Regions from separate parts of the Homo sapiens genome. Here region 2 is linked to region 1. A link is a loop called in an ENCODE intact Hi-C map of the cell type or tissue named here. Cell type or tissue: K562. All regions are shown on one strand. Each heading gives the region's core, and the rest is flanking DNA. Links, peaks and the distances in the headings are about the cores only.

Region 1 (2,931 bases), core at 257-2,756:
TTGAGTGTCGTCATTCTGTATTTTGCATAAGGAAGGAAACAAATATTGTAAAAAATGAAAATATACTGATTTGAAACTCTGCTTTTCATCTAACACTATTCTGAGAATATCTTTCCACTTAATTGAGTAATTACATAATTAAATATGTAAAAAGTATTTTAAATGTCTTCCACAATTTTTCTGTAACATTAGGGTTAATAACAACATAATAACTGTTAATAACAATGTATGGTTAATAACTACACTCTTAGTTTCCCAATTCACCTCTTGGTGGACATTTACATTTTCCTAATGTGTAATATTTTACCAATAGTTCTATGAAGTGCTATGAAGAACAATCTTGTGACTATTTCTTTGTTGTATCCCTATAATCATTCTGAGTAGTGGATTTCTGGGGCAAAGACTATGCATATTTTAAGACTTTCAATAGCATTGCCAAATGTCCCTTGATAAAGTTTATTCCAAATGTATTCCCAAGTAGCAAAATAAGAATGCCTGTTTTTTATGTATTCACCCTTAACTTATGTTAACATAGGGTAGTGTCATTTAAAAAACTTTTACCAGAGATATTACACTGTCACTTTAATTTAGTATTTAAATGTTCTATAGAAATTTTAATCAACCTTTACACTTAGAGGTTCCATCTATCATCAGAAAAGTCTTCCCCACCAAAAAATTAAATAAGCTTTCATATATATTTCACTCTAAACTTTTAAAGCCTGGTTGTATAGATTTACATTTTTAATTCATCTTGAGTGTATTTTAAACTTTATACTTTTTTCAAGTGATTAGCAAGTTGTCCCTATTTGTTTTGAAATTGAGTTGAATTATGCATAAGATTTTGTTATTTCCCACACAAAAAAGAATTCTAATTAGTAAGATATAAAAATAGGCCTTATGTTAAAGGATCCTTAAATATAAAGTAGTCCTCATGGTATAGACTCTTAGGATCATTTTATTATAAAGATTACGTAGATTGACTCCGGCCAGCTGTTGGTAATTTTATTTTTTCAAAAACATGGTGTGAACATGAACTATGACAACTCCCTGAATAACAATCTTAAAAATTAAATCTTCACATACATGATTTGGCTTCAAAATAAAAGATTGTAGATAAGTTTCTCCATAAGCATAACTTCATTCTAATCTTGAAATCAGCAAAATTAAAGACTACAAGCATAATTAATTTTGATATGACAAATTAATTCTTGCTGTTTCTTGGCATTTTCAACAAGGATATTGATTGTTATCATAATTTTTTTAACACAAATAGTTATCCAATAAAATCTGGAAATGCATTTTACTATTTATTTAGAACTTCAAACTGCCACTAGATGGTGTCATTAAGTCTTTGCCAAACTAGGTCCAATATAATGTAAAGTAAAAGATCTGAACTTTTTACTCAGCACTTCTATGTAGTTAATGATTAAGTCATCTCTAGACAACCATGACTTTAGCTGAATTAAAAAGAATGTCAAATTTTTATTAAAAATGTGTGCTAGTAGGCAATTGCAAGTGGCCTTAATCTTTCTTCTTAAGATGAGTATATAAAAATTAATATTACTATATATACTCACAATAACCAATTGAAAAATAATATACAAGATGACCCCATTCATAATAGCTACAAAATGTAGCCAAAATGTGGAATAATTCTAACAAAATATTGCAATGCTCCTTTATACAGAAAATTATCAAGCATTATTAAAGAGCATTTTGAAAGTCCTAAAAAAATAAAGGGATATACAATGTTCATGGATGGAAAGATTAAACAGTCTCTCCAAATTATCAGAAAGAAACTGACTGAAATGGTGTCTAATACAATTGTATAAATTAACAAATTGATACTCAATTCATACATAATAACACAAGACTCTACATAGTCTGTTCAACTTGAAGAAAAAAATGGGAGTAACTTGTCTTACTTGACCAATGAAACAGTATATAAATCCAAAGAAAAAAATCTATGGTGGCATCCCAAAAATCAGAGAAAAAATATAATTGGTTATTCATATGGGAAAAAAATTAAATATAAATAAAATTATTTACTATACATAAACCAAAAATAAATTCCAAGACAACCAAGAACTTGGATATTTTAAACCATAGCTTTAAAACTGTAAGAAGAAAATGTAGAAATTTATTGTTTTGTCTCAGGATAAGGAAGAATTTATTAAATAAGACACCAAAAGCACAAAATAAAAAGTGATAAATTTTTCCATGTTAAAACTCCTGTGTATCAAAAGATACCACAAATAAGGAAAAAAAAGACAAACAGTGGACTATAAAGAAATTATTGGAAACTTAAGTATCAAATTAATGGTAGTTGTTATTTCCAGGGAAAGAAAACATAAAAAACTTTGTTTCATTTATTTTACAAAATAAATTGTGAAATAAATAGGCAAAATGTGCAATATGTTGAGATCTGATAAAGTTGCATAACAAGTATGCATTTTTATATATTTAAAAATCTTAAATAAGATTTTACTCCAATATTCAAGTTTTATTTTTAAAGAAATAAAAATGTATTCTGACATAGCAGTTCAGCCAGCTGTCCCTAATAGCCTTACAGTGGGTTTTTTTCTTTTACAGTCACTTTTACAATGCTATCTTATCTTTATATTTAGGGAGAAATTCTTGTCAAAAATAATAAAGTGAGTCCTTTTGGGTTTTTAAAAATGATTTCTTCTAACACCTTCTCACAGGGACTAGAATTTTCATTTTGGCTTTTCCATTTGAGAAACAGTGATACCTCTGGAGGCATGCAGACTATTAAAATCGTGTGTCCAATGTCCTATTAAATCATTGCAAGTTTTTTAAAAGTATAGTTACTATTATCTGTTTGGTTATCAGAGCCACTTATTTTGCAGCTACCCTGGGCCAGTCACAAAAAATAAATTATAATTCTACCCTTTGCACAGCAAAGCTGCA
Region 2 (2,931 bases), core at 182-2,681, 170 kb after region 1:
ATTACAGAAGAGAGAACAAAGAAGTCTGAGGAAGCCAGGCAGGGCTGCTATACCCTCTTGGTTTTAAATACAGCTCCACAGCCAGTCCCTTCAGGTAACATAAAAAGCCGTGGGCTGGTACTAGGCTTTGGCTACTTAGAGGAGCATAAGTCTACAATAGTTGTTCAATATGAGGCAATATAATCATGGAATATCTAAATACAATCTGCTACATGTTTCCAAAGGCAGCAGAAATGGGAGCATCTGCCACCCTGTCTGTTATTAATACATGATGTACATTGAGGTATGTAGGTGCATGGAAGGAACAGGGAAATGTTGGTGTTAAGGCCAGGAAACAGATGGCATCTTCATTCAAACATGTTTTCTTGTCAACTTTGATAGAACAAATGCTCTTGCTGTACTTCATTTTGTAAAGTACGTATTTGTTTTAAAGGCAGGGATGTCTACCACATAAGGAAAAAAACTTAATAGCAGTTCAGTGTTTCTTAAAAATGATTTATCTTTCACGAAGTACTTTCTGAGCCAAATAACCAATTTTATATGGAAATTGAAAAATGACAGAGGATTATTTTTAAAGCAATTTCTCTATTCATGCCCTGTAACCTCTGAAGAAGTCAGGCTTATGAGGACATACACAGACAGCAAAGAAGTTGTCATCATCTATATTTATTTTTTGAAGTGGACCATCCAATCAGATATTAGATAATGCCTTTATGACCACAATTCTCAAGTAGACGTGTTTCATCTCAACACTTTGATTTATGATTTACAGCTCCCTTCTGCTTATTTTTCACTCATTGTGTCTATTAGCTTTCCTTTTAAAGATTTTTTTTTAATTTGACTAAACACAAAACCAGAAAAAATATTTTGGAAGCTGGCAGAAAAAATATGAGGTAGAAAATCTCATGAAGGAACATAAATTTCAGATACACGACTGCTGTTTCTCCTGGGCTGTGATGTACTTTCTTCATCTCTATGGCCTGTAGCCACCAGCCTCAGAAGTCCAGAGAGGCCAGGCATGACCCAGAACTTGGAGCTGAGGGAGCAGCCTCCTGGGCTTCGGTAAACAGTCAACTTCACCTTCTGTTTTCAGTCTCTCATGGTAGCTGGACCTGAGGGGCATTCAGATCTGTGCACCCTCCTTCCATAAATGGGCTCCTCTTACTCCTCAGTTCTCAATATCTAAGGGACAACTGTACTGAGCCATTTATATGCTTGCTCATAAACATCCAATGACTTACCATAGCTGCTAGAGAAAAGCTGCCCAGAGCCCTGAGACTGGCCTTCAGGGTTCTCCCCTACTGAACCTGACTTTCCTTTGTCTTTATCTCCCTCTGCTGCTCCTGAAGTGTGTCATGTGTTTTACTGAATGGAAAATCCACCATATTTTTCTTTCCCAGTATCTCTAAGTCTTTGCCCCTGCTGCCCCCTGCCAGGAATTAATTTCCCACATCCTACTAAGATCCTGCCTAGTCTCCTATATTGGCTTAACCTCCACCTCCTCCAAATAGAATTACTGTCTTTACTGGAAGTTGTATTGGCTGTCTGCATACACACCTGTCTTCTCCCTAAACCAGAAGCTCCTTGTGGATGGATCACCATGTCAACTGTTCTGACATCTCACATCCTGTAACACAGAGAAGCTGCTCCAAGAAGCTTGGCTCAATCTGCTGCCCCTGATACCTATTTTAGAAAGTTGAGAGTGAGGAGTTCTAACCCAGAGAATGCTAAGGGGAAAGGACAACCTTGGATACGTCCATTGTCAATACTATAACATAAGCTCATCTCCTGCAGGCACCATAGTGTCGCCAGCCACGCAACCTTGATGCAATCACAGGTTCCTGCCATTTTTCTTAGTTTCATCTTCCCTAAGGTCATCTGGTCTCTGGACCTAGACAGTTTACAAGGTATCCTGGTCTTCTTGCTCTGGCTCTCTCAGCACAATTGAAGTCCAACACAACTCAAACTAAATGCATCCGCAGCAACAACCACCTTCCCTGCTTGGAACTCTGTCAAGCATTCTGAATTAGTTACTGCCTTGTGTCCAGCTGTTCAGTAGATCTGTGTGCAGTTCTGCTTCTTCCCCCTTCACCATTATCTCCTGAATCTATCCCCATCCAACTGATTTTTCCAGCTGGGCTTCCAACTCCTCCTTTCCAAACCCACCCTACCCCATCATGTGATCTTCTGTCAAAATTTTGGTTTCTGGAAATTGAACGTCTTTGGTCACTTCGTGCAAGGGTCAATTTTTCGCTGAGATGCGAAAACACACGAAGAGTGTAGGTAGAGCTGGAGGTGTTTTATTAGGAAAAGACAACCTGTCAAAATTTACTTTTTAATGCATTTTTACTTCCTTATATCTACCTCCCTTTCATTCATTTATGCATACAATAATGAATAAATTGAATACCTGCCATGTACCTGACATTTGCTCAGCACTTGGGATAAATATTGGAGAGATGCAGATTCCCGTCCTCATGGTGAGGCATTGGAGATGGACACTAAGCAAATAAACTTAGTAAATAAGTTATATAATTTGCTATGTGCGAAAGGATAGAGTCAGAATCTGGGCCATGGGGAATTCTGGGGCAGAATGTGCAGGTCGCTGGGGCAGAGGGGAAGTTTAAGCCAACTTGACGGAGGTGCAGAATGAGCCCGGGGGAAGGGAGAAGAAGAGCAGTGCAGGCAGAGGGACAGGGATTTTGGCGTGTCTGAGAACAGTAGGCAGGCTGGGGTGGCTCCCTAGCCCAAGAGCGGGAGAACAGTACAGGAGGTTTGTGCAGAACAATAACAGGAATAGGGCCTTATAAGCAGTTGTAAAGACTCCAGGGTTTGTCTTTTTAAAATAAGAACAATGGAAAGGAGAAAGAAAGGGGTGTTTTGAGGTGGCTGCCCTAAATGGAGACATGGAATCAGTCTTCACTCACTCTA

Evidence for each region. A loop is a pair of places that touch in the nucleus more often than their neighbours do. Peaks named below come from ENCODE experiments on the same cell type or tissue, not always from the same donor. Only the 100,000 strongest peaks of a DNase experiment are listed, where the experiment ranks them.
Region 2: it touches region 1 in a loop (2.2-fold over the local background); 8 of 110 quality-filtered maps call a loop at or near these places.

What each region holds. Positions count from the first base shown.
Region 1 is chr5:109,477,857-109,480,787 of GRCh38, reverse strand. The region is part of intron 4 of LOC105379117 (a long non-coding RNA gene); the gene reads right to left. Among named protein-coding and RNA genes, the nearest start is that of PJA2, 69 kb to the right of the region's middle. In K562, for the core only: a CTCF peak has its summit at 1,330 (motif pointing right); no DNase peak of the experiment used is centred there.
Region 2 is chr5:109,302,910-109,305,840 of GRCh38, reverse strand. All of the region lies in intron 3 of LOC285638 (a long non-coding RNA gene), which reads left to right. Among named protein-coding and RNA genes, the nearest start is that of PJA2, 110 kb to the left of the region's middle. In K562, for the core only: a CTCF peak has its summit at 1,352 (motif pointing left); no DNase peak of the experiment used is centred there; H3K27me3 peaks cover 703 bases.